Regions from separate parts of the Homo sapiens genome. Here region 1 is linked to region 2. Evidence: chromatin loops called from intact Hi-C (ENCODE). Cell type or tissue: dorsolateral prefrontal cortex. All regions are shown on one strand. Links, peaks and the distances in the headings refer to the core of each region. The heading gives the core; the rest is flanking DNA. Region 1 overlaps LINC02250 (long intergenic non-protein coding RNA 2250). Region 2 overlaps UBE3A (ubiquitin protein ligase E3A).

Region 1 (16,904 bases), core at 5,219-13,218, 58 kb after region 2:
GATATAAGTGGAAGTTGCTGGGTGGAATTTGATCTTTTACCTTCTTGAGTTACTATTCCATCTTCTTTTTTCCTGTCTTTCAGTAACAGACTCGAGCTCAAGATTAGACACTAGCCTAATCTTTGGTTCTCTGCCAAATACCTGTTCTTAATCTTTTAGTTTTCTGCCACTTTTCTGAGAATGCTTTCCCAAAGCTTGCTAGTAACATCTTAATAGGCAAGCCCTAATTACACTCTCTCAGTCTTGATCTTCTTAGAACTTGGTCCATCCTGTAATACTCTTAAAAGCTTCTCATTTTTCAGGCAGCATCTCAGCTCCTCAAGTACTTTGATTCTGTGCTGATCCTGTGTTAACCACAGAGATCCTCCTTGGTCCCTAGTGTCTTTTGTCACTCTGAAATTTAAACAGTCACTGTGGTTTGCTGTTAGATTTCTTTCTTTCTTCTTTTGTCAGTTGTCTCTGCTATGGGGATTGCATTTTTTTTTCAAGGCTGTGGCAATTACGTTGATGAAGATCATTTCCCAGCCTTTAGCTTTCCTCTAGTCTCTCCCCCACGTGCCAGGCCTGTATTTCCAGATGTGTGCTCCATAGAGCCACTACCTCTACTAAAAATGTCTAAACTGAGACATATCGTTTTTTAAATTCCCTAATCAGGTTCTCCTTGTGATGGAGATGTTTTGATCAACAAATTGTTTTAAACTCTCAGCAGCAGGGGTTTATCATGTGCCAGGGACAGTGCCAAGAGCTTTACATTTTTGATTCTCACAGCAGCTCTGTCAGGTGCATAGCATTGTTAGCCCCATTTTACAGATGAAGAAACTGAGACCTAAAGAAGTGAGGCCTGATTTTTCCAACATCACACAATTTTTACTGGCTGAGACTGGTCCCCTGATGCCTAAGTCAAATGGTCTCCCTTTCCATAATAACACTTCTGACATCCTCCTAGTTTAAAAATCTCGATTCTACATTGAATCAGTTGCCAGATTCTGTCAGTTCTCTCTCCCAGACTTCCCATTTCCCCTTCTTATTGCCTAACCAAAGAAAACCCACTGTCAGCTTGTTGTGTGCAGGGTCATTGTCTCTTGTGTTCCAAGCCTTTTTGCACCCTCCACAAGTACAGTTCCTCTCCCTTCAAGTCATGTGGACAGGAGAAAATCCAAGCATCCATGAAATGGCCCCAGCGTACTCTTTCACTCTTCGTTTTGGCTTTTTTCAACCTGTCTTGGGCTGTAGCCAAATGACCACTTGCTCTGGAGGGATTCCTCACTGACCCACCTGAGGATTTGTGCTTGTCCTTAGACTGTAACAACCTACCCAGCCTCCTAGGCGCCTAGCCAAAATTCTCTCTGGCTCAGAGCCCAGACCTCTCCAATGCCTTGCATGCCTTGATGGGACCTTGTTGCAGTTTTCCTTTGACTTTGTGCCCCAGGTTCAGTACCTGGGTTCTTGCCATGTTCTGGTGACTAATTCCCATCTTCTAACCCACTTCAGGAACTGGGGCACAGCTACTCTTGGCAGTTCTCTCAGAGCCTGAAATTCTCTGCCAGCACCACAGGTTAGCAGCTGAAACTGCTACCTTGTGCACCTGCCTGAGCAGCTGCATAAATGCCTGCTCCAAGCTTCACCATGACCCTGTTTGCCTGCCTTCCAGAACGGATCTTGACCTCCACATGTGGACAACTGCTAGGAATGTGGCCCCTGCTTCACGTGTGACCCTCCAGACCTGGAACCTTGTCCTCAATCATCCAAATCCAGGCCACTTTACAGTCTGTGTCCCAGGGGTTCCCAAAGTGTGGTCTGCAGGGTGTTACTAGGCACTGGGTGTGGGGTGATTAAATAAATGTAGGCGACATTTAGTTATATATAGGTAGTTTTCTTAAGATGTGACTTTGTAGAGCTTTTAACATGTTTTCATGTATTACAGTTCTCCAAGTTCAGAACTGTAATTAAGTGCTGTTCCCATGCTTATTTCAAAATGAGACCATGTTTTTCACTGAACAGCTCTAGGGATACTGGAAGCACTGGCCACAAGTAGAGTTGGCATATAAAATTTCCAGGTCCAATTCCTCTCTGGCGAGGCCTAGCCCATTAAGCAGCATCTACTGTGATAAGGAACTGTGGTAGGCGCCACACATAAGCACATATGCTTGGTCCCCAAAGAGCTCATAGTTCAATGGTAGAGGAATATGTTCATAGGTAAGTGGTAGTAGTTACTTGACTGAGAGTGGATAAAGGTCATTTTGGGACGGTAAGGAGTAAATAGTTCTGCAGGAGTATTTGGGGAGTTTTCACAAGAAAGGGATATTTAATTTAGATCTTGAAGGATGATCCAGAAATTCTGCTGTATGCAAAGCATGTGCAAGATCCAGAATCACACAGTGCTGGGTGTATCTGGGGAGTGCTTGGGTTCTGCGGGTCAGAGATGCAGGATGTGTGAGGGCAAAGTGTGGGCATGAGGCTGGAGCATAGGCTGGGGCCAACAGAAAAAGGCCTTAAAAATAAAGAAGTTAGACTTTGGAGTGCCCGGATGGAGTTTTGAGAAAGTTTTTAGCACAGTGGTTATGGCAGTGGTGTGGCATGTGGAGCGGACTCTGCTGGCCCAAGTTCTTCTTTTGGTGCAGATGCAGGCTCAGCTCAGGAAGGCTGACCTGAGGCAAACTTCCCTTAGCTGGTTATTCATCTGTTATCCTGGACCACATTCTCTCCCAGAGGATGATACTTTTTCATGGTGGAGGATGGTATTGGCCTTTTTTTTCCCCTTGGTGCCTTACACAGTGACTCATGTCAAGTACGTGCATAACAAATACTGCCTTTTAGAATAAATAAGCGAAGTGTTAAATAAGTCTGTACAGACTACAGGTGCCACAGTTTTGAGGAGAAGGCCCTCTTTGGGAGCTTGAGTACAGATTGTAGGAAGGTAGGCACTTGGGAGAAGATCTGACTTGTCATTGAAGTGTAGTTGCAATTGGGATATGGATGAAGAAAGGACAACTCATCCTAGGTAAAGGGGGTAGCCCCTGCAAGTGCCAGAACAGGGCATGGTCAGGATTTAGAGGACAGAGAAGCTCAAGGAGCTGGGCAGGTGATGCAAGGGTGCTGTCCACACGCTGAGGACAGAGACTTATGGCTCAGGGAGCCGCCAGGGAGCACGACTTGGCCCTGCCTTGCTGGTTGCCTCAAATGACAGCTCTCCAAACACTTGAAGGGCTAGAAGTGGGACTAGCATGGGAAAAACATGAAACCAAAATGCTAGGGGAAGGCTGGAGAAGGATACAGCTATCCAAATTGAAGTGAAAAGCAGAGCCTTAGTATTGAAAGCAGGGAAGAGCTCAGCAGAGGACAGGGCAGGAATGAAAGATGAGACTTAGATGAGCAGCAAGGCTGACTTAAGGAGAAACTGCTGAGTGGTCACTGAGGACTCTTTTTCTCAGAGGCACAGTTCCCAGAGCTGAATGGAGAGTTTCATACACGTATGAGCTATGCAGTCCACATCAGATACTAAGTACAAAGTGAAATGATGGCTGATCAGTGGTGAGGTGGCTGGGCTGATGGAACAGAGGTGCATCCTGCAAAGCAGGAAAGATATAAGGTTCAGTCATTGGATCAGATTGGGGTGGGCTTGGTCTAAGCAGAGGAATATACAGTTAAACAGTGGAATTAAGAAGCCCTGACTTGGCCGGGGGCGGTGGCTCACGCCTGTAATCCCAGCACTTTGAGAGGCCGACGCAAGCGTATCACCTGAGGTCAAGAGATAGAGACCATCCTGGCCAACACAGTGAAACCCTGTCTCTAATAAAAATACAAAAATTAGCTGGGCGTGGTGGCGCGTGCCTGTAGTCCCAGCTGTTCGGGAGGCTGAGGCGGGAGAATTGCTTGAACCCAGAAGGGGGAGGTTGCAGTGAGCAGAGATCGCGCCACTGCTTTCCAGCCTGCCGACAGAGTGAGACTCTGTCTGGAGAAAGAAAAAAAAAAGAAGCCCTGACTTTTGATAAAGCAGGGGTATGAGGAAAGCAGAAGCACTCATTGCAGGTTCAAAGGAGAGCCTGGAGTCAGCCATTTGGGGAATGTTACTGGAGCAAAGCGAAGTGGTTCTGAATCAGGTAAGGAGCTATGCAGTTGGAGAGAAGAAATGCAGAGAGCATTTTGACAGAACTGCCAGTATGGGTGACTGACGGGACAGCTGGACAAAAAGGAGAGAGTCAGAGATCATGTCAAAAGTTTTGAGAGCATGAGGCCGCCATCTTGGCGGGCCCTGGCCGGCCAGCACACAGATCACGTCCTCAGGCTCTGTGTTTCCTCCGGCTCTGTGTTTGCGCAGCCTCGTGGAAATGGTAGCCAGTGAGCTTGTGTGATTATGAACTGTGAATTATTATTTTCGGACTGCCTGAGGGAGGTGGGAGCATCTGTGATAAGATCGTGAGCTCAGGCAGGAGAGGAGTGCTGTGCAGGTGGCCCCTGGCATGTGTGTGGACATGTTTCCCGATGGAGAATTGGGAGGAAGAAAATGATTAGAGTGTTAGTGCCAGAAGGCAAGTATAATATGGTCTAAATGTTGTATCCAATCCTAAATACCCCAATAGGAAGAAAAAAGAAATCAAGCATGTCATTTTTATAATGTAAAATTTGAGGGTAGTGCCAATGGAAAAGGCCTTGAAAACACCCATAAAGCTCAAAGGATTGTCCAAATTATTTTTTTTGTGCTCAAATTCTATTGTATCAAATATTACTTGAGAAAGTTTAGATTGACAGCTAAGTCTCAGGGATGTTTTGTATTATGTGGAGTTTCACTTGAATTGGATTTGACCATTGTGTATAATCAAATCTGAATCCCCAGCATATATTTTAGGGAATAGTAAGTGAGGTCATTGCATTTGGCATGTTACTGAAAGCAGTGCCCAGGGAATAAATCCTGACATCAACCAGCTAGCTAAGAACATGACACATTTCCTTGATCTTCTGCCAAGGAACACTGCCAACAACTGACACAGAGAGCAGGAGAGAATGCGGGGTGTCTAATGTCCCTTCCACCCTTACAAATAATCCCCAAATAATTCCATTAGACCCAATGTGGAGAAGACAGGACCAGCCTACAGGAAGGGTGTGTCTGTGGGCACATTCTCTGAGCTGTTACTTCTGGCCTGGCCATGGTGTCTTTTATTGGTGGATTATACTTTTTCCTGTTGGAGAAGAAACAACAGCAAACAGGGCCACTGAAGAATATTTTTTTTTGGATATGGAGTCTTGCTCTGTCACCCAGGCTGGAGTACAGTGGTGCGATCTCGGCTCACTGCAAGCTCCACCTCCTGGGTTCACGCCATTCTCCCACCTCAGCCTCCCGAGTAGCTGGGACTACAGGTGCCCACCACCATGCCTGGCTAATTTGTTTGTATTTTTAGTAGAGATGGGGTTTCACCGTGTTAGCCAGGATGGTCTCGATCTCCTGACCTCGTGATCCATGCGCTTCGGCCTCCCAAAGTGCTAGGGATTACAGGTGTGAGCCACTGCACCCAGCCAAAGAATTTTAAAATAAGAGGTGAAGAGGTTAGAGATGTATTAAGAACACCATACTAAAATCTGTAATGGAGCTGCAAGAAACAGAAAACCATTCTTCAGTTTTCTGTTGATTGAATGATATAGTGTCCCATGACTTGCAAAGGTCAGGGTCAGCACAGAGTATATGTTGTTGTCTAAATCAACGACTATGTCAAATAATGCTTGGAACTGATAGATCCAGAGAAGAGAACCAGCCTAGGCCATAAGGTTGCTCTGGAATGCATCATTGCCTCAAGAGGGACATTCTAGTAACAGGCTTGGCAGAGTCAGTCCTGCCTGAGAACCTCACCATAAAAAGTCACACCTGTCAATGTCAGCCTCTGTAGAACAGAGCCATTGGGGTTCTCTTTCACTAGAATCCATTTGAAAGTCATCCTGGTCTTTGTCCTTGAGTCAGCAGAAGTGTCTATTAGAGCATGTTTGAAGAAGGTATTGATTTAATTAAATAATCTTTTTTCAGAATCTCAAAGAGAACAGTTAGCTAAGTTTAATGTCTACCTGAGTACACAAAAACTTCACCAACATACACCTTCTTATATTTCTGAAAAGAACTGTGCAGGATGTGACTTGAACAGGTGATAGTGGGCAGAACGGGAAGTCGGAAAGGCGTGCTTCCAGAAAATAAAAAAGGCTTCGGAACAAACTTCTTTGTCTTCAGTGAGGACTATTGGGAAAATTTGAGGTTAGAAAGGGTAGATTTATGTGGGGATGTGCTTGGATTGCCATGTGGTGATGGTTAGTTATGCTATTTTTTATATGCTTGTTTCTAGAAAAATAGATTTTTGAACCCTAAGTGCAAAAAATGCCATAAGACTTAAGGCAATCATCCAACTTAGGGATGAACTCTGCATATGTCACAAATAATTATAGTTTATAGATTATAGTCATTTTATTTAAAATAAAAATAAACATTTTAAATGGTTACATTGGACATTTTTATTAAAATTTTGTTTTCAGATTATAAAAGTAATACATGCCACAATTCTTCAAGATCTATTCCACCTATATAGAGAAAATACTGTGTGTGCCTATTCACATATTCAACAAGTTTTGGTCCTTTTCTATGTACTAGACACTCTTTTAGGTGCTGGGAATACAAAATTTAAAAGAACTATTCTCATCTTTCAGAAACAGGCAGTCTACAGAAAAATGTGCTCAAATACAATAAAAATCCTGCATGCTGTGAAAGTAGCCTGTGCACAGGGAGAGCAAAGAGGAGACAGAAGTTAGGGGAGCAAGAGAGTGTAGGGAGGCTTCCTGGGGCAGCGAGAATTGGAGGCCAGTTCCAAAGCAGGAGTGGTTGTTGGGGGTGGGATCGGGGGAAGTGGGTGGGCAGGGAGACTCCAGGCAGATGGAACAGCATATGAAAAGGCGTGGAGATATGAGAGGGTATTGGCTGGAGGTGGGCTACTACCAAGTGATGAAACTGGAGAAGTTAATCAGGAAGGCAGCTTGTGAAGGATCTGTGTGCTCGAGAGTGAATCTGATTTCAAATGTGAACAAGACTTTCAGATGTATGACTTAGCCCATTTAGACATCCTCTGAGGTAGAGAGCATAGGTTTATTCTAAGATTGGCTCCTCATTCCATTGGCTAACCTTGGTATTTATCAAAGCCTGTGAGCCTAGGTAGCCTCTGTTATACAAACCGTACCCATCCTCATTTGAGGTAGTATCATTGTCATCAAAAGAAACTTTAGGACAGAAAACAAGCCAGATAAGCACAATGAGCCCTGGCTGAGCATCCAAGGAACCCACACCTGGCCGGCCTGGAGAGAAGCAGGTGATGATCTTGAGAGGTCTCATTTATATGGTGGGAGAAGGCTACTCAGAGGGTTAAAAAAAATGAGATGATAACTAACTAGTGCTGGGACAGAGATTTTCATGGATATTCCCCAAATACTAAGGTTTAACTACTCTTTAAACTGTCTCATAGATCTAAAGGTCAATTTATTGGCTAAATAATAGTAGCTGATATGGTTTGGCTGTGTCCCCACACAAATCTCATCTTGAATTGTAGCTCCCATAATTCCCATGTGTTGTGGGAGGGACCTGGTGGGAGATAATTTAATCATGGGAGTGGTTTCCCCCATACTGTTCTCATGGTAGTGAATAAGTCTCATGAAAGCTAATGGTTTCATGAGGGGAAACCCCTTTTACTTGGTTCTCATTTTTCTCTCTTGCCTGCTGCCATGTAAGATGTGCCTTTCACCTTCTGCCATGATTGTGAGGCCTCCCTAGCCAGGTGGAACTGTGAGTCCATTAAACCTCTTTTTCTTTATAAATTATCCAGTCTCAGGTATGTCTCTATCAGCAGTGTGAAAACAGGCTAATACAATAGCTAATATCTATTGAGCATGTTCTCTGTGCCAGGGGCTTGCTGAGTTTTCATGAGATACAATACGAGAGCAACCACTTTCCCAATCCTAGCTCTCCAATAAAGATGGCATAAGCTGCTCAATGCAAGTATGGGCACATTTTACCCTCTTAATGGGAGAAAAATTTTTAAAGTGATGAAGACCAGCACGAAAATGCTCAAGGTGAAATGGCCAGAAACATAGTGTGAGTCTAGTTTTGTCCATATATGAAAGAAACGCAAAAGCATAAATTGTATTCATCTCTGGGAAGTGGAAGCCAAGTAATGTGTAGTTCCTTCTTTAGACTTTCTTCTAGAATGAACAGAAACTATTTTTATAATAAAATAATGTTGTTGTTTTTTTATAAAAGGATGATTTTATCTGGCTGAATTGGAGCCCAGAAGTTGTGAAGGAAAATAATCCTCATGTTTCTCTAACATGCCCCCATGCCATTGAACCCTGAGTGTGTGTTTGCATCTGTTGCTATGCAGAAGAGTTTTTATTCTGTCACTGGGGTTAGTTTTTGTTGAGTCAGGGGGGCAGAGACTGGATTTGAGTTTCCACAGTTAGAAGGAGACGGGAAATGAACAGAGCTACTTTTTATGGAAGACTTGGTAGAGAAGAGAGGTCAGAAGTTGACAAAACTATCAAAGAAAGACTAGATGACTCTAGAGCAGAATTGTATGGGGGTCATGAGACTGAAGGTGGCATTAAGTAGGAGCAGCCCACTGTCCTCACCTCTGACAGCACCGAGCACCCAGGAGGATCCTAAGACTGCAGGCTGGGCATGGCTGGTGTTGTCACATAATGGGCAGGGGTGGGGTGAGAGGAGTGGGGCTTCTTTTGGGTAGGTAGGTATGTGATAGGTTTGTCTGGATGGTGGAAGCTGAAGCTGAAGACCTGGGTAAGGGATGGCTTGATTTCAAACCAAGAAGGGTGGCCTCATTTTGTGATCACAGGCTGATGGAGGCTCAGTGTGAGGTTATGTTGCTAGGAAACGGAAAGAAGATGCATTTATAAGCAAGTAAGAACTTCTGCAACCATTGGAATGCAGCCCAAAGCTTGGCACAGTTTTTGGTTGGTTTTATGGTTCTGATAAGCACCAGAGTATACAAAGCAGCTGGAGACTGCTAGGGTCCCTATGAAGGAAGGTGGCAGATGTGCTGACTGACATACACCTACCGGCCCCCATGGGACTTTTATGGCCATGAGCGTTAGGGAGCCACACCTCCCTGTGAAAGACACGACCACAGTCATCTGCTGTAGCTCCTGCAAAAAGTGAAGTGAAAATTGATTGACTTAAACATTGGATCTTATGAATAAAAACTTCCAAATGTGACTGGTGAAACCCAACTTAAATCTGGACCCACCAAAAGTTAACGTGATACCCACAGATTTGATGAGCGCTCTGAGGGGTCCTGCGTTCTTCTCATATGGCCACGGACTTATGAGGTTTCTCTTCCACTTCCTTCAGGACAGATGCTAATGTCAATTTCAAAATCAGCATAAGGACCCCTTTCTGACAAAGTTCACTTTTACTGAGAGAGTGCTATTTTCAGACAGACTTGAAGAGTGTAAATTTGCCATTACACTATTTCTGGAATGAGGAAAGGAATAAAGTGGGTACATTTTTAAAAACCTATCTATCCCATTTCAGTGTTTATTGTTATGATATGTAGAAGAAATATAGCTGCTGTTTAAAAAGTGATTTACCATTTAATCAATGAAAGTAGCTTCTCGTGGGCCTAACACCACCCTGTCACTTCCTCAGAGGCTGTCGCCCCCATACTGGGGTATGAGGACAGCCTTGGTGCTGTAACAGGACTGTTCTGGGGCCTCTGGAAGGATCTGCAGTGTTCCCCCAGAGTGTTCTCTTGGATTGCTCCAGGGATACAGAGTGCTGTTGACAGAGGACTGTGTGATAGGTAGCACCCGATGCCCCCTTAGACTGTTGTAATGCACAGCTGGTCATTTAAGAGCCCTGAGAAGTCCTTGGATCATGGAGTATTTGCAAGTCTAACGGGAGGCACTTGGTGAATGTTTCATAGGTGTGCTTGAAAAAAAAAGAGAGTATTCTGCCATTACTGATTGGAATGTACTTAGGCATCTATTAGGTTCTAATAGGTCCTGTGTTGTTTGGTTCTTTTATGTCTTTGATGATTTTCTGTCTAGTAGTTTTATTCTCAATTTTGGTATAAACTTTTGATGATCCTTCCTCCTTACAGCTGCTCTGAATATTCTACTGAACTTGATTTCACTATACACAAATTTTGCATAAGTCTAGAGCAGTATATTAGAATTATCTGTGAGCTTTAAGAGATGCATATGCCTGAACCATATTCCAGACCAATTTAAGTCAGATTCCCTAGGGGTGGGTCCTAAGAATCTGCCCTTTAAAATCTCCCTAGGTGGCTCTATTGTGCATTCAGGATTGAGGACCACTGGATAGAGGCTATACAACGTGATCCAATTCACGTGTTCCAGGTAACAGACCTGGGTGAAGCCACGAGACCACATCCACTGTGTCTAGAGCAGCATTGTCCAGTAGAGCTGTCTGAGAGGGTGGAAGCTGTGTCTGTGTTGTCTAATGTGGCAGCACTCACCACACACTGCTGTTGGGCACTTAAAATGTGGGGAGTGAGACTGAGGAACTGAATTTTTAATTTGATCTTTATTTTAAGTAATTTAAATTTAAATAGCTGCATGTGGCTAGTGACTACTGTAGGCAGCTCTAGATCCATGTAATTTTTGTCTTATTTTACCAAAAAAAGAAATACATTTTCACCCGAACTTCCAATGATAAATGATTTTAAGTGGAAGTACTCAGTTAAAAATGTGTTCTTTTATATCAAATAGTACATGTATCAGCAAAACACGTGAATTGATATTGTTTCTTCTCTGTGGAGAAGTGAGACTTTAGAAAACAATTCAATGTGCCTCTATGATTACAAAATTGCACCTTGGAAAATATTTGTAAATGATTGTGCTGAGGAATAACACTTGTCCTGAGAAATAAACTTACATTTTCTTTCAAATACATGCCTGTTATCTGTGGCTTTTAAAACTTATTGGGGGCTGGGCACGGTGGCTCATGCCTGTAATCCCAGCACTTTGGGAGGCCAAAACAGGTGGATCACCTGAGGTTAGGAGTTCAAGACCAGCCTGACCAACATGGTGAAACCCTGTCTCTACTAAAAATACAAAAATTAGCTGGGCGTGGTGGCACATGCCTGTAATCCCAGCTACTCAGAAGGCTGAGGCAGGAGAATTGCTTGAACCCAGAAGGCGGAGGTTGCAGTGAGCCTAAAAACTGTCTCACTCCCACCTGGGCAACAAGAGTGAAACCCCATCTCAAAAAACAAACAAACAAAAAAAAAAAAACAACTTACTCTGAATTCCCCAATTACATTGTTCATCTCTCCATTTCATAAGGCTTGTAGTTTCCAGGAGCACAATTGTAACGGTAAAAAAATGTTCAAACCCAACTGTGTTGGACTCAGAATGCTTGCAATCACTCTGTCACCTGTAATCAAGGTGCTGTGATAAGATGCATTTGTATTGGCTGTTCAGTGTTTCCTACATGACTGACATAAGTTTGTATGGTGAGCCAGGCCATGAACTCTTGGCACTAGGGAGTAATTCCTTAAACACTGGCAAAATTCGTTGCAAGATAAATCCTAAGTGCATGTATTTTACACCATAAATTTGAGGTAGCAGGAAAACAAGCTACTCTTCATTTTGAAGTATTTATTCATTCTCTGATCTTTTTTTTTTTTTCTTGAGGTGGAGTTTCGCTCTTGTCCCCCAGGCTGGAGTGCAATGGCATGATCTTGGTTCACTGCAGCCTCCACCTCCTGGATTCATGCGATTCTCCTACCTCAGCCTTCCGAGTAGCTGGGATTACAGGTGCCCACCAGCAGGCCCAGCTAATTTTTGCATTTTTAGTAGAGACAGGGTTTCACCATGTTGGCTGGGCTAGTCTGGAACTCCTGATCTCAGGTGATCCACCCGCCTCGGCCTCCCAAAATGCTGGGATTATAGGCGTGAGTCACTGTGCCCGGCCTTCTCTGACTATTTTTAAATGCTAATTTTTAGTGTTGGGAAGAAAAACTAGGAAAAGGAGTGCTTTATCATAAGCTCATCAAGAAAAAGGGTTATGATAAAATTATTTTGGTTTTGGTTCTTTATAAAATGTTTCTGAAAAATTGAAATAATAAATACAATGTATCACGACAGCACGAAAGTCAGATGTTAATTTTTCCATATTTTGTTATTCAACAGAAAATCATTAATGATATGCAAAAACTAGGAGGAAGTGTTTAAAAAATAATGGGAAACTATTAATTCTCACTTTCCATAGCTCCTTTCAGCTTCTGAAACTAAGAACATTAATTTTCACTCAAGCCTGTCCAAGTCCTAAGAAAATCGTAACCAATCCTAAGCCCATATCAATAGGCTCTTCACCAGTTGGTTAAATCTGAATCAGTCTGTAGCCAAGAGTCTGTTGTGTGTATCCCAAGCAGGGCCCAGACAGAGGAAGAGAGAAATCCTGAGTCCATGCACCTGCCAAGTTTCAGTTTTCTTCTGTTCCAGTCTTTCTGGCATCCATTTCAGGTGCCGCTGACCTAGGGGGAAGGGCTACTGTAACCCACTTGAGAGGATGGTCAGCCATCACTCAAATTAACACACTTAGAAGGGCCCAGGAGAATCAGGTTTGTCTGGCGTTCAGCATAACTGTTAGAAAGTGCTAAGAAGCAGAGGGGTGTTTTTTGGTGTTCCTGCAGGCCTGGGAGAGTGGGCTCTTTGCCCTCTGGGGTGAGCTTTTCTCTGCTCTCACCTACACTGACAGATCTGCCATTTCTTGTACTACATCTGCCCTCATTGTCTTCCAGTCTCAAAGGATTGAGTGTCCTTCCCCTGTTGGAAGCTGGCCTACTCAGACTACCATGGTGGCACCAAGCTTTTACACTAAGGACGTTGTGAAAAATGAGAATTTCTGGGCCTTTCCCCCTTTGTGTTCTGATGCTGGGTGTTGCCCAGGGATTTTTGTCTTTAGCCCCCCCAGGAGAACTTCCCATAGGATTTGGTGGGCCTTCCTTGAGAAATACTCCCTGCTCCATGGAGAGTAACCATCCTCTCCATATTCATTTATTTTTATTGAGTCATTCCCTACTCTGTAAGTATGCTCACTTCCCCACTGAAAACAGAATCCTCTCTCAACACCTCTTCTCTGCATTCCTTTATAGTTGACTTCTCCCGAAGAAACAAACCCCATGCTTGTTGCCTGTTTCCCCACCTTTCTCCTCAGTTCTCTGCAGTCCAGTGTTTGTCCCCAGTACTCCACATTTACTCTTATTATCCTCCAAACAAACAAAACTCACCAGTCAGCTCCAATCCAGACCCTCCAACAAAGCCTGCAGAGCCCCGTTCCTGCCCCCTGGTCACGTGCAGCCCTGTCCTGTTCCTTGCTGTCTGCTGCCTTAGGGTCCCGGCTTCCGTATAGCTTCCTGATGTGCAGAGCCCTTTTCTGCCTCAGGCCTTTGCACTGCAGCTGTCTGGAGCTTATGCCCCCCACCGCAGGCTTCCTCCTCACAAGGGACTATGTCATGTTCTTGGTGTGACAGCATCCATATCAGAAAGAGGCCTTGCCTGTGAATGTGATTTAAAGCAGCTATCATTCTCTCTCTTATAGCTCCTGTTATTTTCCTTCAGAGTGCATTTCCTAATTTATATATGTTTTAACAAATTTATTGATACTTCCCCTCACTAGATTCTGAGTTTTGAAAGGCTAGTGGCCTTACTCGTGTAGTTCATCACTGTACCAAACCCAGTTCCTGAAACATGGTAGATGCTTTACTTGGAGACATAGTGAACCAATGATGCTGTTTTGATGGAGGCCAACTAATGACTCCCTAATTTCCACCTTCTCCACCTGAATGCAGAGCTGCCTGGGTGAGAGACCATGGCAAGCGATGACTCTGCAGAAAATCTGTGACTTAATATTTGCCCTGAGTGTTCTCAGTTCTCTGACAAACAAAGCCAGACACCCGGCACTTCACATCACTGTGGCTGATCCCACTGGTAGAAAGGCCTTGGGGAATGTTGTGTTTTAATGATTTCACTGAAAATAAAACTAAAAGCCTAGTTTCTTCCTTTGTACAGAAAAATGGTACTGCTGATGTTAACCTTGTGATTACAGGATAATTTCAATAAATTGCTAGAGACTTTTTGTTTTTTTTTTTGTCTTTGCAGAGTGAATGAAATACAGAGAGAACTACATCCTCCACTTCCTGTGTAGCATTGAGGTATTCAGATCCCCCTTAGGAAAGAAGGTTTCAGGAGCTTTGCCTCTCAGCATCCCTGTACACACAGCCTGGTTCCTGAGCACAGTGCCTGTCGTGTTCCCATCTAAGCCTCATTTCCTTTCCTTCTTTAGGGACATGAATCTGCTAGCAATAAAAATATCTAACTGGGTAATAATGTATGCAGGGTACACTGTTAGTGTTCCTAACTGCTGTTAAATGGTGATGGGCGTTAACTGGCATTTTGAATACAGCCCTTACAAAGCCTTTTTTTTTTTTTTTTTCCCCACTAAAGCTGGTGCCTGCGCAGGTGTCTAAAAAACATGCACAACCCCACAATGGAAACTGCAACAAGTTCCTAGTCCCTTCAAGAAGCTTTCTCAGCACATGAGACACTCTGAATGAGAGTCTGGACATTTGGTTGTTTTATTATTTAAGAATGTCTTAGAATGTAATAGAAATGAAATATAAATAAGAAATATAATTATGGCAAAGAAAGAAAGTAAATGACCACTATTGCTAAATGGCAAGGCTAGAAAACCCATGAGAGTCCCTTGTCCAGCATTAGTTTAGTAGAGATGGATACAAAATAAATAAGAAAAATCACTATAATACAGTTGGTTTCCTATGTGCTTCCTGGGATGTGCTTTACACACATCAAGCCCCTGTGATGCTGAGCAGAAACAGGGGCTTCAGGTTCACACAGGTCAGCTCTTGAGTACGTCTTTGCTACTCCTTGCAATTTCCATTATCACTGCCAACTTATCTGGGTCCTTCATACAGTTCATGTGAATTATTGGTAGTGAATAGCTCTTAGTGCTAGGACTTAGTAGCTGGTCAAATGAGGAGGGGAAGGACAAAGAGGCTGTTCATAAATGTACTGAGCATCTACTAATCTGTATCAGGCCTTGTCCCAGATGCCAGGGTGGGACTGATGAAGACCTAGGGTAGACTCTGAGGACACACAGGGAAGGGTGTGCTGAAGCTCTCGGGTTTGATAATGGGCATGTAAACGGGATTCACAGAGAAGAGCAGGTTTGGGTGAAAGATGGTGAGTTCAGACATGGGCACTAAGGACTTGGATTTCCACATGATGATGACTGGCAACACCCCCAAATAAAAGACCAGAGCAGAAGCAGGGGCCAGAGTCTGAGATGGGGACTCAGGAGCCAGGCCCAAAGTGGTCCCTGAAGTCCTGTGAGTGGATGAGTTTGCTAAGAACATTCAAACAGAAAAGGAGAAATTAGTGAGATTAGAAGCTTCCAGAGATCTCATGAATTAGTCTGCAGGAAGAAATAAAATCATAGAGGAAATAGAGCTGAAATCATCAGTAAAGTTTGCAAGCCAGGCAAGTGCCCAAGAAACAAGGCCAGAGAGAGTTCCTCGAAGCAGATGGGCACAGTGACAAGTGCGGTAAAAGGAAAGGCAGCTAAGCCAGAAAATGGCTTTGACTGACCTGGTGCTGAGAGATGCTGGGGTGAGTTGCTCAGTAGAGCAATGGAGGTGAAAATTGTCCACCAAGGGCTAGGGAGTCAGGGGGTGGGGAGGCAGAGGCCATACAGGATCTGTATGGGGAATGGGGGATAGGGTGGTAGATGGAAAGGGAAATGTGGGAGAAAGGGAGAGGCTGATAATGCTGGGCGACAGCGGATGACCCACCAAGTGCAGGTTGGACTGCAAAGGAAAGTGGCAAGAGAGGAGAAAGGGGAAGATAAGAAGGCATGAGATAAGATGGAAAGAAGAGAAAGTGGAGAGAGCTTTCCTTGGCTGTTCTTGACTATTTTACAAAACTGAGAGGATGGTAATTTGATAAAAATGGAGGGGGCAGAAATGTCCCTGTGGGCTTGAAGGGACCATCCCGTTAGACAATACACAGGAAAGTCAAGAAAAGATGAACAAAGTTGAGCACTGTGCAGTCACTCTGAGGGCCAAATTACAGTTAGCATGAATTTTGGGAATCCAAATAACACAGCTTTGTGACTTTCTTCAGAAATCCTTGGGCAAGAAAATGCAGAAAAGAATTGGGTTGGAAAGCAACAATTCTAAGGCCCCCAGAGGGTCTAGTGGTTTACAGTGCTGACCATGGGGTCCAGCCTGGGCAGAGGGGAAATTGATGGCCGAAAGGGGAGGAAAAGCCAGATCAGGGAAGATCTTAGGGACAGCAGACTCTGAACTGAGGTGAATACCTCTCTTCCCTTAGAGGGAGATGCACCACTTCAAGGGTCTGTGAGGCTCCTCTCCATATCTGCTTGCTGGCGGGTGAGCAGGAGTGGTTGCCCAGGTAGTCCCAGAGAAGCCCATACTCCTGACGGTGGTTTCCCTTACCCAGGCTCAGGTCTCCCTTGTCTTAAACCAATGTCTACCCCAGAGAAGAGGCTGCTGCCCTAATTATAGAGTACAGATTGACTAAACCATACCCTTAATGTCTGTCAATACTGATAAACTACCAAATGTATACAGGTGATTAATAACAGTACTCCCCTCATGATGACATGATCTTGCACCAGTGTTTTATATATATATACACACACACACCGAGTCACTGGCCTAACCTGTTTAGTCTCCTGGAGAATTTAAGTGGCAGCAGGGGAGAGCTGTGCCTTTTGTGTGTCCTGAAAGGCACATACAACCCCTGCAGCCTGCGGGTTAAGATGGAAGATTATAATTAATCACAAAGATGTGGCTGAACGCGCA
Region 2 (16,904 bases), core at 5,327-13,326:
TGAGGACTTGTGGCAGAAACCACATGGCCCATAAAGCCTAAAATATTTATTTTCTGGCCCTTTAAGAACAAATGTGCCAACCGCTACCGCTACTCCAGACAATTCAAACTAAAATCTAATACCTTGGTAAGTTTAAAGACACTTAAATCAGATACAACATTCTAATGATGATTATCTTGGTTCAACAATGAAACTGTTTCCCTAAAAATACACTTACTGTATGTATTACCTGTCAAAAGTGTATCACCTGAGGTGAAGTTTTGCACTGGATAGCTGTGAATTAACTTCAGTTTTAAACAGTTGCCAGTTACTTTGTTATTTCTAAATATACTACTGCTCTCTCATGTAGAAATATTTAAAATTCTAAGTCACTAAAAAGCCTTTCATTTTCATTTCACGAGATATGAATCAGTATTTCCCTATCTATTCACTTTTATAAACAGCATCAGCAACAATGAATGAGTCAATATAATATTGATTTCTAACACTTAGAAATTCCCAAACTAGATAAAAAATGTTTTTTGAGGTCAAAAGCTAAATTTTCAAATTGGCATTACAAAGTCCTGATTTGTGAACTTCTCACTGACTTTAGGCTTCCAACTTTAAGCAACTCTAACAAGAATCTTAAAATCAGTCACACACACACACACACACACACACACGCACACACACAAACCTGTTTTCTAAATTTCTTAGCTAAAAACAAAAACAAAAACAAAAAACAACCCCTCACTTCTTTATCAGACTCTCAAAATTACCCTCACTGCAATTCATTCAGATTCCAAGGACAAGAATGGAAAAGGAAAAAAAAAAAAAAAAAAGACTCCAGCAGCTCAAATATTTATTTTAGATCTTCTTTGCAATGTATTTAAATTTTCAATTTTGCACAAAATTACATAACAACTAAAAACTGGGGCATGCTGGAGGTGGCAGTGACTTGGCTGTGACACAAATGCAAAAATTTCACTCCACCCTCTCCCCCAGGGAGCAAGCAAATCACCTATGTGACACACCTGGTCTCCACCAGCCTTGTGGGTAAGTACCCCAAGATTGCTTCCAAACTTGTATCTCCCAGACAGAAGAGCTAAAAATTGATGATAACCCCATGTACCAGCTGACTCATTTTTGAAAGTGCGACCCTCCAGCATCAGATGTCATACTGTAAGGAGGCAGAGCTGGCTTGCAAAACAAAAAATAAACCTGCTGGCACTGAGGGAAGAGAGGCAGATTAGAAGTTTTCAAACACGTAGGCAGCAAAACTTTCAAAATTAACAGGGAAAGAGAAGAGAGGGAAAAAATGAGGACATGATGATAGGAAAATAAAAATATTACTGCAAAAAGGTAAGACACAAGAAGAAAAACAAATCTAAGTCTTAGAAGTACAATATGTAACTGTTACAAAGTTTTGAGATCCTGAAATGGGATAGAGTTTAAATACATTATCAAATGATAACTACATCTATCTTCCCAATTTCTGTTCCCTAAGCAAGAGAATATGTGAACTTTGGCATCAAAATGTTTGCCACCAAACTGTAACATATTAATTACTACTTTTTACATATATTAAAGTAGGCTATTAAAAACCATTGATAAGACAAGCTAAGTAATTTAAACCAATCCAGTATAGAAGAAGAAGGATTGAAAGATTATTACCTTAAAATAAATCTGTCCTGGGTCTATTAAACATAGCAAAGTTGTTCTACTCAAATTGGAAATTGTTTTTTAATCAAGAGAAAAATGAATATATGCAGAACTAGCAGACATTTTTCTTGCAGTAATTTATAATAGTTTCTGTCTGAATGAATTTCTACTCATCCTAATAACAGTATATTTCTAGAATATTATAAATAAGTTACCAAAGTCCCGAGGTTAGAATTCAAACTCTCAAAACTATGACATATGCCAGGTGTGGTAGTTCATGTCTGTAATCTCAGCACTTTGGGAGGTCAAGACATAAGGACCACTTGAGCTCAGGAGTTCAAGGTCAACCTGGGCAACATGATGAAACCTCGTCTCTTAGCCGGGTGTGGTGGTGGGTGCCTTTAGTCCCAGCAACTTGGGAGGCTGAGGTGGGAGGGTCACTTGAGCCCAGAAGGTCAAAGTTGCAGTGAACTGTGATCGTGCCACTGCACTCCAGCCTGGGCGATGGAGTGAGACCTTGTCTTGGAAACAAACATAAACTATGAAATATATACCACCTAGCAACAGTTCCCAAGCTTGACTTTGGCTCCTAAAGAGTCTACTTATTCTTTTACTGCCAAGTTGCTGGAAGTAAGAATCCTGTATGTGCTTGTAAATGCAGAACATATAACCTAATTCAAAACATATAACCAAAGGGAAATTTTTGTATTAAACTATTGACTTAGGTTATCCTAAAGTGTGTCAGAATAACAAGTCAGAAATTTTAAAACTGAAACAATAACCAAATAACATTGGATAATAAAATGTAAATCTCAGAATGAGAATCAATTTTAGGTCTTGATTTGAATCGCAGAAAATATGATCACAAAACACCCACTAATCTGAATACTGCAGCATGAGCTAGCAAATTCAAATGGTGGCTCACTTCCAATAACACTGGTGCAGCTTCTCCATCCTGCAAGCCACTCCTTTTACCTCCACTGTAACTCTCTAGGAGAGAAAAGTATACTAGTTTTATTAATGTTATAAAAACTTCTAGAGAAATGTTTAGTTAAAACGTTCACCACATAAAAGGCATACTTTAAAATGCATATTAAGAAATTTTTAATGTTTTCTATAATGTTTATAGTAAAATGTTTAAAACCTTGAAGTTTTTTTGAGAAATACTTTCCTGTTTATACATACAGATAGGTCTTTGATAGTGGCTACTGATATTTTTAATGAGAAAAAAAGACACTAAAATATTTTAAGGAGATTAAATGAAGTAGGTCAACTCTCAGGCCCACTATTCTTAGCAGTATTCCTGCCAACTATACATTGTCTTCATTTTTACAGTATGTATTTCACTTTACAATGACAGCCTTTTAAAGGCTGTAAAATAATTCAAAATTACCTTTTACAAGCTGTGGCCATTCGGTGACATCAGGGTGATCACAGCTTTGAGTCACTGATTAAAAACAGGTTGTCACACCAGTCTAGCTGCTACCTTGATCTGAGCGTAGGCTTAATAACTCTAATAAATTAAACAAACCTTTGGTTAGAACACTTTAATATATAAACCCAATTCATTGTTCAAAAAATAATATTCAAAGCTTCAAATTAGGTGTCAATGTAAAATTCATCAGAAGAGTAATTATTATAGAAAAGTTTTTAAGGACTATTTTCCAGCATTTTGTTTTTCTTAAATGATCTCTTCATTTGAGAAAATGTAATAATTCCTTGTACTTTTATGTAATGTTATAGTTTCTGAAGCATTTTGGTCAATAGTACCTTGAGTCTTATAACAACTTTGGCTTTACCTAATCAAGACAGATAATATACTAAGAATTAAAAAAAAAAAAAATTAAGCAGCCTCCGAGTGATTAACTGACTTGCCCAAGATTTTGGAACTAGTGTTGAAGGACTGACTAAAACCCAGATATACTGACTTCCTATCAAGGGATGGATTTTTTTGTTTGTTTTGGCTTAGTTTTGCTATACTGGGTTTCAAGATTTAAGTATATGTAAATGAGTAAAGATTCAGAACACAGATTGAGATCTTTCAAATACGGACAAATTCAGTCAAAAGATTCCTAAGCTGATAGAGCAATCAGTCACCAAGGAGGGCAACTGCTTAATGGAATAGTTATATACATACACATAAACACACACACATAAACACAAAGTCTAGTCCCACTAATTCTGTATGTACGTAAAGTCATTTAACATCAGTCACCGCATGTTCTCACTCACAGGTGGGAACTGAACAATGAGAACACATGGACACAGGAAGGGGAACATCACACTCTGGGGACTGTTGTGGGGTGGGGGGAAGGGGAGGGATAGCATTAGGAAATATACCTAATGCTAAATGACGAGTTAATGGGTGCAGCACACCAGCATGGCACATGTATACATATGTAACTAACCTGCACATTGTGCACATGTACCCTAAAACTTAAAGTATAATAATAATAAAAAACATCAGTCAAAACCCCTTAAGTACTGCATAAAAATATATTCTACTCTTTCTTGGCCATAAATCTACTAAGATTTAATTTCATGAAAAAGTATGGCAAAAGATGAAAGCATATCCTCCTCCCTCAACCAAATATCTTTTTAACCCCTTACATGGCCTTAGCTGAACTTTTCTGATTGTCACAGTTCAAATTTAGCAGGCCTCTTTACTGACACTGTAGTTCTGGCAAAGATACCATACATCTGAAATATCCCAGTATCAAAAGATCATTTTGTGCAACTAGTTCTTTCCCCTCACGATTCCCCTATCCAGGCCAAATCTGAGGCATCAACTACGGAAAGATGAGGAAATTAGGAGGAAGAAACCTTTCATAATTAACATCCTCAAAGCAACAATAGTCAAGCGTAAAAGGTGGTTACCAGTGTGGATTCAGAACCCAATATAAAACAGCAAGGTATCTGCGAATACCAACGGTTAAAACATGAATGTTTGAGCCCATACCTATGCAGCTATGAACGCAGGGCTTCAAAATCCAGATTAGGTGAGGATTGGCCTGAATATATAAAAATAATTGCAGGGGATTCCAATAAATGGGATTTATAGTATCTGTAAGAAATAACGCAATCTCCCAGATACTCCTATCCTAACTATACATTGCCTAATAAGAACTTAGACATTGCTGAGGTCATATGGGAAACACCACCTTCCCTAAAATAAACAATGTGGTCATGATACAGCTTCCCCTTGGGTTCTCAAGAGACTAATGGTATGTGGAATTAGAAGATTCAAACAAGTCTAACTTTCCATCTTGTAAACACAAAAATAATAAAGTTAAAATATCTTTTAATTGACTAATTGACCTCAATGTAATTAAAGAGCTATATGTATTTTGAAAACTAGAGTCAAGTCCTCTCTTCCAGTCCCCTCTTTTATGAGATCCGGTGCTCAAAAGGCTCCAAGGCCAGGCTGGACTTATGTCTCTGTTTGGTCATTCACTAGCTGAGAAATCTTGGGCAAGTTACTTAACCTCTCCGAGTCTCAGTTTCCTTATAGGTAGAACTAGGATAATAGTACCTATTCCATAGAGCTGTCATGGATAAACAAGCTAACATCTAAGTATCTCAGAACAGTGCCTGACATAATGTGCTCACAAATGGCTGGGCGTGGTGGCTAACGCCTGTAATCCCAGCACTTTGGGAGGCCAAGGCGGGTGGATCACTTGAGGCCAGGAGTTCGAGACTAGCCTGGCCAACACGGTGAAACCCCGTCTCTACTAAAAATACAAAACTTAGCCAGGTGTGGTGGCACACGCCTGTAATCCCAGCTACCTGGGAGGCCAAGGCATGAGAATCACTTGAACCTGGGAGATGGACGTTGCAGTGAGTCAAGAAGGTGCCACTGCACTCCAGCCTGGGCAACAGAGCAAGACTCTGTCTCAAAAACAACAGCAGCAGCAGCAGCAGCAACAACAACAACAAATGAAAGCTATTATTAATACTCATAGCCCAAAATCCAAACCTGCCCTCTCAATCTTTTTATGCATATTATTTTACCTCTCATAGCACACTAATCTCTTGTAAATTTTTTCAGCACCCTACCTGGGTCCCTCATACAGTCTTGGAAGTGTAGTTAGTGAGCACCTGACACAATGCTTTAAAAATGGCAGGGGCCCAAATTTGCTGAACACATCTGTCATTATTATGACATTAAGATACACATGCAATACGAATTCCAAAAAATAAAACAAAAACATACCATATTTCGCCAAACTTCTGAGGAGCTGGTGAATTCTAAAATCAGGCTCTTACAGATTTTTAACCTAAAATATAAAACACCTCACTCAATTCTTTTTACATAAACAACTGGATGAACTTTCAAAAAAAAAGGTACTAAATTTCATCATAAAGGCAAATTTATTTTCTATAATTATGAACATCCAAAAACGTATCAAGAAACAAATTACTGCTGTTGCCGGGATGAGGAAAGCATAGGTAGGCAGGCCCTGTGGCCTGAGTGCTTTCAGCAGGCAAAGCCATATTTCCCATATTCATCCATAAAGCTTAGTGCCTTCTATTTATTTACTCTATCCTCCCTCCAAAAGGGCTAAACACATATGAAAACTATTTGACTATATCCCTCTAATCCTTTCAAATACCTATAGCAATTTTGTTTTTAATTAAATTCTATATGCTAAGCATCGGCTATGTTAGGTACAAATCTGGGCATCTACCACTTTCTAGAGTAGCAGCCTTGGGCCGACCCTCTGACCCTTGAGTCTCCAATGTCAGGTTATTGTAGCAGAGAAAATGCGTTAAAAAGTTATAGTATAATGCCTACCTGGCACAAAACAGGACTTCAATATACGACGATAATTATAATTTATTAAATCAACCACTTAATATATATCAAAACTTAACTCTTAAAAAAAAATCCTGAAGCTTAAAGCAAGCCCCTAAATTATCACTGTAAATTCTTAACTTGTTTGTATACAATCAGAACATTCCTCAATGGAACAAAAATAAAGTCCTTTCATGTACTGCATTACATATAAAGAAAGCAAATCTCAAAGGTTAAGAAACCTATCCAGTGTCCTAGAGGTTGATGGTAGAAAGTGAATACACTGCATATAAAACATTTTGAAATAAAATTAACCAACTTTTAAGGTTTTAGAGACTGACTTTCAAACTTCAGTCTATAATAGAATTACCTGGGGAAATCTAAAAATGCAACTACTTGGGCTCTACTCGCAAAGATTTTCATTCAGTGCATGAAGTAGGGGTAAATGAATTTTTTTTTTAATTTTTTTCAGACCAACCCAAGAACGCAGAAATGAATTTGCATTTTAACATATACTTCACATGACACACAGATCTCATTTTAAGAAGCCCTGCCTTCCAAATTATGAGTTAGGAACACATAATCATGGAGGAAATATACCAAATCTATAAAAATACAGAATAACAAAAACTGTAAGCACTACAAATATTAGGCACACTCACTTGCCAATTTAACCATAAGAATCCTAATACCAGACATAGTTCTCTTACTTTATCTCTTCAACAGAGGGCTCAGTCTAATAATCTTATAAATAAGTATAGTCTAATAATAAATGCCTATGTTGATCTATATCTACCTCCCTAAAATTTTCATTTTATTCATTTCTATTTTTCCTTCACCTCCTTCTAAAGCTGTTTCAAAACTTAATTTCACAAACTGTTTTTTTCTATCACTTTTTATTATAACACCCAACACTTCTGTTCTCCTTTGCATCATGTTTATGGTGTCTTATATTTATGGATAATGCTACTTATTAAAACTGTCTAAGTTTTGTCCGTTTACACATTTCACAATTAAAGGACTACTACAACAATTTTCCTAAGTCCTCCTGCTTTAGTTTCTCCTTATTCCAGTCCATTCTGCAGTTAAGACTTAAAAAGTTTTAAATACTGCTTTCAAATAATACTTGCAACATAATTCCCTCAACTCCATTAGCTCCTCAGAGTACCATTTCTTTATCTTCTTTCCTTTTACTGCCAAAAAGACGTGAAAACCACTAGCTCAGCTGCTATTTTTCTATCTACTGAAATTTTTCTTGTAAAGTTTCCATCATTTCTGTATATTCCCAGTGCTTTGGCCCCTTAATCCTACTTAATTTTTGTAGCTTTTAAGACTGCTAATGACTCCTCACCTCCTCTGGCTTCCCTAATGTTGTATCCACTCATTTTCTTCCATCTCTCTAAAGGCAATAAGGTCTTCTGCTAGTTCATCTTCCTACCTCATACATGGCCTCTCTCCAAGTTTCTGTCAATAGCCACTTTTCTTAACCTAAACCAATTTTCTGCGCAATGTCATCCATTCCCATAGCACCTCTATGCTTACAAACCCCTAACTCTGTATCTTTAAGTCCTTATGTCTGGCATGGTATGCCTGCAACTACATATTACCAACGGTACACATCCATTTGGATGTCTCATTAACATCTACATTCAACGTATCTAATATCAAACTCAATTATTTTCCCAAAGAACTCACTCTGCCTAATCTCACTGTCCTGGTTAAGGACTAAAAAAATTGGTGCCATTCATTACTTTCTCCCCCTCATTTTTATTTGCCCTAACCACTGTGTAGGTTGATACTTGTTCAGCCTTCAAATTCTTCATAATCATTAATTCAAAAACTGTCTACTAGATTTTGAGTGCCTACTAGGTGGATGAAGATGCAGAGGTAGAAAAACTAGACATAATTTCTTGCCCTCATGTGGTGAAGGAAATGGGCACAAATAAAAACCACAATTAATTATGCAATAACAATGCACAGTTAAGTGTTGTGATGGAGAGATACAGGGGGTGTTAAGTTGTGTACTGTAATAAAAAGTCCTTAGTCTGAAGAAAAGGAAAACCATTCTTTATGAGGGACAAGCAAGATTTACAAGACACACTAAGAAAAACCCTGTGAGGTAATGATGGTAGCACTATCAGTCCAGCTGCTCAAATTGGAAGATTCTCAGTCATATTCTAAAGAGTCTCTCTCTTTCCCAGTATATCAAATTGTTTACCAATTGCTACCAATTCATCCTTAGAAATTCCCCTACATTTCTACATTCTCACATTATTCCCCAGTCTTTTTTGATTGCTTTTAGTTGCTTCCAGAATAAAGCCAAAGCTCCCAATCACGTCAGATGAGATTCTACACAATTTGGTCAAAACCTGCCAGTGCAGCCTCTTCTTACAGACTAGACCAGACTTCAAGAGAACATGTGTATCATTTGCTTTTATACTTCCAGTGCTTGCAAATGTTTATAGAATAAGCATCTTACAAAAGAGAAAATTTTTCTCTTAGGGAACTAGCTTTCAGTCCTTTAGTAAATGCAAGGTTAAGATTCAAACCCTAATTTGTCTGATTCTAAAGACCACGCTTATTCCCTTGTACTTGCCTTCTAATTTATACTCAAACCCTATGAATTTCCTTAAAAATATCTCTTACTCCTTTTTTCCTCAAACTTACCAACACTGTCCTACTACAGTGCCCCATTATTTCATCTGGTTTCCCTTTTGCCTTTATCCTCAACTTTGCCACTAGAATTATCTTCCTAAAAACTCAAAGTTACACATATCATTCTATATTCAAAAGCTTTAACACTTTCTCATGCCAACAGAATAAATTTCTAACTCCTTCACATTTTATTTGAGGCCCCTGCCATGTGGCCCTGACCCCAGCCATCCCAGCACTACTGCCCACTATATGACATCATCACCAGTTACCAGATCTAGTCCCATCATTTGACTATTGGCTATAATGTACTGGATATTTGTGTTTCTGACTTCAATGCTTTTGCTTCTGAGGAGACTTCACTCGGAAATGGTCCTCTATCCATTACTAACCTCTATCCCCCACCCACCTATCATGCCATGTTAAAAACTGGCCTCATTCTAAACACTGTATCTCACAGGGTTATCTAAACTCTTATACATAATCACCATCTCCTTCATGTCTTATTATACATTCTTAATACCATAAAATAATTTATTAATTTCTCCTTATATTTATTATGTTATACCTTACATTACAGCTATCTGTATACATTTGTCAGTGCCTCTAGTTGTAAGCTGATTGATGGTAGGGATCATCTCTTCCATATTTTACTTTTCGTAATAATGGTGACTATGTTTTCTTGACACCATACCTCCCCTCTACAAGAAAAAAAAAAAAAAAAAAAAGGAATCAGGACCCATGGCCTTTGAGCTAGTTCCAAATGTGACTCATAGATGAACAAAGATACCATTTCTTCCCAAATTAACACAAATATAAGTAAATGCCAATTTAAGAAACGTTTTTTCAAAGACTAAATATGTAAGAATAACCAAAACAATTGTTTCTAATAATGTTCCTTTCTCTACCAGATATTAAAACATATTAACTTAAATGGAATAATTAAAATCGGCATGCCTTTAAAAAACTGAGTATACACTAAATATATGCATACCTTATGACTTAAAAATTTCACTCTTAAGTATACCAAACAGAAGTAAACATATTCACAAGAAGACAATCACTGAAATGTTTAGAGCAGCAGCAATATTCTTAACAGTTCCAAACCAAAAATGATTAAATGTCCGTAACAGCAGATTAAACTATGGCATATTCTTAAAATGGAATATCACTTCCATTCTTAAAATGGAATATACAGCGACTATCATAAACAATTACTACAACCAACAATGTGAATAAATCTCACAAATACATTAAAAGAAGTCAGACACAACTAAATGTGCTTGATTCTAGTTAAAGGATGAAAACAGGCAAATCTAATCTATGCTATGAGAAGTCAGGACAGTGGTTACACATGGAAGAAAAGGGGTAGTGACACAGAGCACAAGGGGCTACGCAGGAGCTGCTGCTGTTTTTTGATCTGAATGCTAGCTAAACGGGTGCTCAGTGTGTGAAAGTGCAACAAGCTATACACTTAGAAGTGTATAGCTTAAAACATTCTAAAAAAAAAAAAAAAAACCTCATATGGTATTAGCATTAGACAAAGAGGTAAGCACAACAAGCACAACAGAAAGCTAATTTCAGAGAAAGATCCGAAAGTATCTGACAGTTGCTCCTTCTCAAACGAGAATTTTCAGACCTTGGATAACAGGCAGCAGAGGACTATAATGCATGAAAGGACAAAAACAAAGGAGGTGAGCCATCCACTGCTTGGATGTCTGCCTGGAGGTAATTTCCAACCTGCAGTCAATGGAGGGGAAATCCAGTGAGAAGACAGCAGTTTTACTGAGTTCAGAATCAAGAGATCAGAGCTGAGAAAGCTGAAGTGGGTAAAATTGATGACAAGTGCCAGACAAGTGCTTGTCTGAGAAGGCAGAGAAATGGCTTCAGAAATCTGCCATTTGAGAGTCCACTGCTGAGTACTAACTGTACACGATTAAGGTAAGTGACTCCATGAAGCTAGTGAAAGAGGGGCAGTAAGCTGAAATATTCCCAGTACTTATAAAGGACTGGGAGACTCCTAAAATTCTCTCTAACCTGAGTGAAGAGAACACGGTGACACTGGGAGCATTTAGTAAAGACTCAGAAGGATCATGCCTTAGGTAGGAGCTACTACCATTAAAGCAAAGCCTTCTCTAGACAAACTCCAATGTAGCCCTGAAGGGATAAAACTGACCAGCAAGTTATTTAGGTGGCTACAAAACAAAACACTCTAAAAGAAAACAAAATCTAGACACCCAACAACAAAATATTACAATGTCCAGCATCCAATCTTAAAAAATCATTAAATATGTAAAAAACAAAAAATAAAATAAAATAAATACTAGGAAAATACAACCCATGACCAAGAGAAAAAACCAACCAACAAATTCAGAGTGAAAAAATTCAAGAAATCAATAAGTAACCTGATTTTCAAACAGCTATTACAAATATGCTCAAGAATTCAAAAAAATACATGAATAAAATGAATCAAATGGAATTTCTTGAAATATAAAGCGAAATATCTGAAATTATTTAACAAGGGAGGAGAAAAAACAGTAAAATAGAAGACAAAGCAAACTGAAGCACAGGGAAATAAAAAGACTGAAAAATAATGAATATGATGTTAATGACCTGTGGATAATACCAAACAGTCTAACATATGTGTAACTGGAGTCCCAGAAAAAGAGGAAATGATGAAAGAGGAGTAAAGGTGGTAAAAAATATATATATAGAAGAAACAATGGCAACAATCTTCCAAATTTAAGGAAAACCATAAATGTACAGATTCAAAAAGAAAAAAAAAACAAAACCCCAACAACTCTCAGCATGGTAATCATTGTGCAAATATCATAGAACGTACTTACACAAATCTAGATTAGATGGTATAGCTTACTACAGAACTAGGATACATGGTATAGCCCGGGTGCTCCTAGGTTATAAAGCTGTACAGCATGTTACTATACTGAATGAATACTGTAAGCAACTGTAACAAAGTGTAAGTATTTATACATCTAAACCTAGAAAAGGTACAGTGAAAATATGGTGGTATAATCTTAAATGACTATTGTCAACTATGATCTCGTTGACTGAAATGTCAGCATGCGGCACATGACTGTATAACCAGACTTCTCATCAAAAACAAATGCTGAAAGAAAAACACATCAACTAACCAAGAAAAAAGAAACATATATGTCCACACAGAGACTTCTTTTTTTACACAAATGTTCATTGTACCTTTTTATAATAGCTGGGAACTGAAAACAGCCTGGAACTGAAAACAGCCCAGGTGTCCCTTAACAGATGAAGTCACAAACCACCGAAACATTCAACAATATGGATGAATCTCAAAAACATTATGTTGAGCAAAAAGAAACTTTTTACAACATATAAGTATTGTATGACTCTACTTACATAAAGTTCTGCGCAAGCTAAACTAAGATGAAAACAATCTGAACAATGTTAGGTTCTAGGGGTGGTGTGGGGGGAAGGAATAACTAGGAAGAGGTGTAGGTTCTATACCCTGATAGAACTTTCTGGCAAAGGTGTATACATTTGTCACAGCTCATGAAATGGTATATGTGGTCAACTGTATTTTCCAAAGATGGTCACAATAGAAGCCATTCCACATGCTCTTAACAATGTAACACTGTCATTTTTTCATCAGGTGGTGGAGTCTATGGCCCTTCTCCTTGAATCTGAGTGAAATTAGTGAGTCTTTCAATCCAAAGACTACAGTCATACCTCAACTATCTACAGAGGACTGGTTCCAGGACTCCCATGGATCCCAAAATCCAAGGATGCTTCGAATCCCTTATATAAAATGGCATGGTATTTGCATATAACCTACATGCATCTTCAAATATGTTAAACCATCTCTAGATTACTTATAATACCAAATACAATGTAATGCTATGTAAACAGTTGTTACAATGTATTGTCAAAGACAAGCTCTCCTTGCCAATCCCTGACCAAATGAGAGATTCATGAGCAAAATAAATAGTTGCTGATATTTAAGGCACTAAGTTTGGGGCAATGTATTACACAGCAATAAATAACTGGAACAGCATAGTAAATTCTAGTTAAAAATACTAAACTACTAAGTTTTAGTTAACATACATGCTCAAGTTAAGGGTGTGGTATACTAACAACTGCAACTTACTTTGAAAAGCATAAAAAAAGACACTAGAAGAAGACAGGATGGATAGATGGACAAGATAGAAGACAATAACAAATAGAACAAAATGTTGTGAAATTATATTCTACAATTATTTTAAAGTCTGTGTGGTTTGAAAAATTGTACGATAAAATGAAGAGTGAAATAAAGACATTTCCATACAAACAAAAGCTGAAAGATTTTGTAGCCAGTAGACCTATACTTTAGAAATGTTTAAGAAATTTTTTCAAGTAAAAGGAAAATAACACCAGCAACAAACTTGGATCTACAAAAAGGAATCTCCACAAAGAAAAATAAATAAAAATGGTAAATATGAAGGTAAATATAAAGGAATGTTATTCTTAGTTTTTAAGTTTCTTCGTAAGACAACTGGCCTTTGAAAGAAATAGTTTCAAACGCTGCTGTGGAATCTATAACACATATAGAAGTAAAATGTTAAGATCATAATACCAAAAAGAATGAGGGAGAGTAAATGGATGTATACTATTCCAAAATTCTTACATTATACATTAAGAGGAATAATATTTTTGAAGGTAGATTGAGGTAAGTTAAAGGTGCATATTGTAAATCCTAGAAGTATCACTGGGGGGAAAAAAAACAGAGGGACAAGCTAATAATGGAGACAATACAAAATTCCAAAAATGCTCCATTAACCGAAAAGAAGGCAGAAAAGGAAGAAAAGATTAGACAAATAGAAAACAAATAGTGTCTTAAACACAATTATATTGCCAACTGCAATAAATGTAAATGGACTTAATCAAAAAGCAACGATCGTAAAAAGTCAATCTGAAAGCAAGATGCAACTATATGCTATCTAAAAGAAAGACATTAAATGACCAATAAGCTGAAAATAAAAACACAGCAAAATGATATAATGTGCAAAAATTAATCATAAGAAAGGAATGGATACACTAATATCAAAGTAGACTTTAGATAAGGAACATTACCAGCGATAAACAGAGACATTTCATAATGATAAAGACATCAATTAATCAAGGAGATCTAACAGTCCTAAATGTGAACACACCTAAGGACACAACTTTAAAGACTTTGCTTCAAAGCATATGAAGAAAAAATGAACAGAGCAGAAGGAAGATAAACTCAAAATTATAGTTGAAGATTTCAACATTCCTCTCTCGGTAATTAGTAAGTGGACAGAAAATCAGTAAGGATACAGAAGAAATACATTTATCTATCTGACAAAGAACATATGTTCTGAAAAGAATGTGAAAATATTTGAACAGACACACAAAAGAAAACTTCTCAACAGCAGTCATGAAGAAAATGTAAATTAAGACCATAATGACTTTTTACACCCATTAGAATGGCAATTATTTTAAATAAAAAACAGAAATTACCAAGTGTTAGAAAAGATGCAGAGAAATTGGAACCCTTATTCACTGCTGGTGGGAATGTAAAATGGTGCAGTCACTGTGGAAAACAGTATGGCAGTCTCTAAAAAAATTAAACATACAATTACCACATGACCCAGCAATTCCACTCCTAAGTACATAACCAAAAGAATTAAAAGAAGGGACTCAAACAGATACTTATATACCAATGTTCATAGCAGCATCATTCACATAGTTAAAAGTTACAAAGAGTCCAAATGTCCACTGACAAATAAATAAATAAAACAAAAAGTGATATATGCACACAATGAAATATTACTCAACCTTAAAGAATCAAATTTGGATACATGCTACAACATGAATGAACTTTGATGACTGATACGGTTTGAATATTTGTCCTGCCCAAATCTCATGTTAAAATATAATCCCCAATGTTGGGGGTGGGGCCTGGTGGGAGGTAACTGGGTCATGGGAGCAATCCCTCATAGCTTGGTGCTCTCCTTGGGATACAGAGTGAGTTCGCAGATGTGGTCGTTTAAAAAGGGTGTGCCACTTCCCCACCCTCTCTCTTGCTCCTGCTCTCGCCATATGACACGCCTGCTCCCCCTTTGCCTTCCACCATGAGTAAACTCACCATGAGGGCTCCCCAGAAGCTGAGCAGATGGTGGCGCCATGCTTGTACAGCCTGCAGCACCAGGGGCCAAATAAACTTCTTTTCTTTTTAAATTACCCAGTCTCAGATATTCATTTAAGGCAACGCAAGAATGGCCTAACGCAAGGACATTATTATTATTAAATGAAATGTGCCAGACACAAAAGGACAAAAATCGTATGATTCCACTTATATGAAGTACCTGGAAGAGTCAAATTCACATATGAAGTAGAACAGTGATTACCAGCAGATAGGGAGAGTAGGCAATGAAGAGTTACTGTTTAATGGATAGGGTTTCAGACTGAGAAGATGAAAAAGTTTCAGAGATGGATAGTGGTGATGGCTGCAGAATAATGTGAATGTACTTTATGTCACTGAACTGTACACTTAAAAATAGTTAAAATGGTATATTTGATGTTGTGTATTTTAGTACCACTTAAAAAAAAACACTGCAATGGGATACCACTACACACCTCTCAGAACGTGTGCAATTAAAGACTGAGAACATCAAATGCTGACATTTGGAGAACTGGAACTCTCATACACTGATGATGGGAATGTAAAGTAGTATAATCATCTGGAAAATAGTTTGGCAGTTCCTTATACATTTAAACATAAACTTACCATGTGACCCAGTAATTCCAATTTAAGGTATTTACCCTAGAAAAATGAAAACATATGTTCACACAAAAACATGCACACAAAACAGTACCTTTATTCGCAACAGCCTAAAACTGAAAACAATTTAAATGTTCACCAGAAAATGAATGAACTGTGGTATAGTCATATTGTATTTAAAAAAACGAAACAAACAAAAATCTGTGACAAACACAAATTGGATGAATCTCAAAAACATGCCAAGTGAAAGAAACCAGGCATGGAAGAGTACATGTTACTTGATTCCATGGATATGCAATTCTAGAGTAGGAAAACTAATAAACAGATCAGTGGTTGCCTGGGGCCAAGAGGGAGAAATGACTACAGACAGGAAGGAACTTTTTGGAGGTAATTCAATTGTTCTAAAGCTTGATTGTAGTAGCAGTGATAGTGTATATATTTATCAAAATCAATAAAACTATATAGTTAAAATGGGTGCATTTCATTGTGTATCAATTATACATCAATAAACTTGATTTTTTTCAAAGTTTGTGAGAACTTAATATAGAAAAAGGTGGCATTATCAGTGGGGAAAGGATGCCTTACAAGACAATCAGCTACCCAAGTGGAAGAAAATAAAAGGTAGATATAATTCCCAAACCATGACAAATGCAATCCAGATCTAAACCATATCATACCATATCCAAAAATATGCTGAATGCTCATATCTAACTTTCTAAATTAAAGTCTATAAAGTAAAATCACAAAAGTATCAGAAGAAAATACAAGAGATTGGCCAGGTATAGTAGCTCATGCCTGTAATCCCAGCACTTTGGGAGGCTGAGGTGGGAGGATAGCTTGAGGCCAGAAGTTTGAGACCAGTCTGGGCAACACACTGAGATACGTTCTCTACCAAAAAAAAAAAAAAAAACCAACCAACCAAAAAAAAACCAACTAGCTATAGTGGCACATGTCTATAATCTTAGCTACTTGGGAAGCTGAGGCAGGAGGATCACTTGAGCCCAGGAGTTTGAGGTTGCAGGGAGCTATGGTTGCTCC

What was found. Hi-C counts contacts between places; a loop is a spot of excess contacts. Peaks named below come from ENCODE experiments on the same cell type or tissue, not always from the same donor. Only the 100,000 strongest peaks of a DNase experiment are listed, where the experiment ranks them.
Region 1: a loop joins it to region 2, with 4 times the contacts of the local background. A loop is called at or near these places in 4 of 110 quality-filtered maps.

What each region holds. Positions count from the first base shown.
Region 1 is chr15:25,464,608-25,481,511 of GRCh38, forward strand. All of the region lies in intron 4 of LINC02250 (long intergenic non-protein coding RNA 2250), which reads right to left. Among named protein-coding and RNA genes, the nearest start is that of UBE3A, 34 kb to the left of the region's middle. RefSeq lists an enhancer at 16,440-16,904. In dorsolateral prefrontal cortex, for the core only: no CTCF peak of the experiment used is centred there; a DNase peak (open chromatin) is centred at 8,996; H3K27ac peaks cover 420 bases.
Region 2 is chr15:25,406,054-25,422,957 of GRCh38, forward strand. It overlaps UBE3A (ubiquitin protein ligase E3A), which reads right to left. Exons shown (of 13, transcript NM_130839.5): 2 at 5,855-5,918; 3 at 3,035-3,154. The coding sequence starts at 3,054. SNHG14 (small nucleolar RNA host gene 14) reads left to right here. Exons shown (of 148, transcript NR_146177.1): 148 at 12,735-13,409. Among named protein-coding and RNA genes, the nearest start is that of UBE3A, 25 kb to the right of the region's middle. In dorsolateral prefrontal cortex, for the core only: no CTCF peak of the experiment used is centred there; no DNase peak of the experiment used is centred there.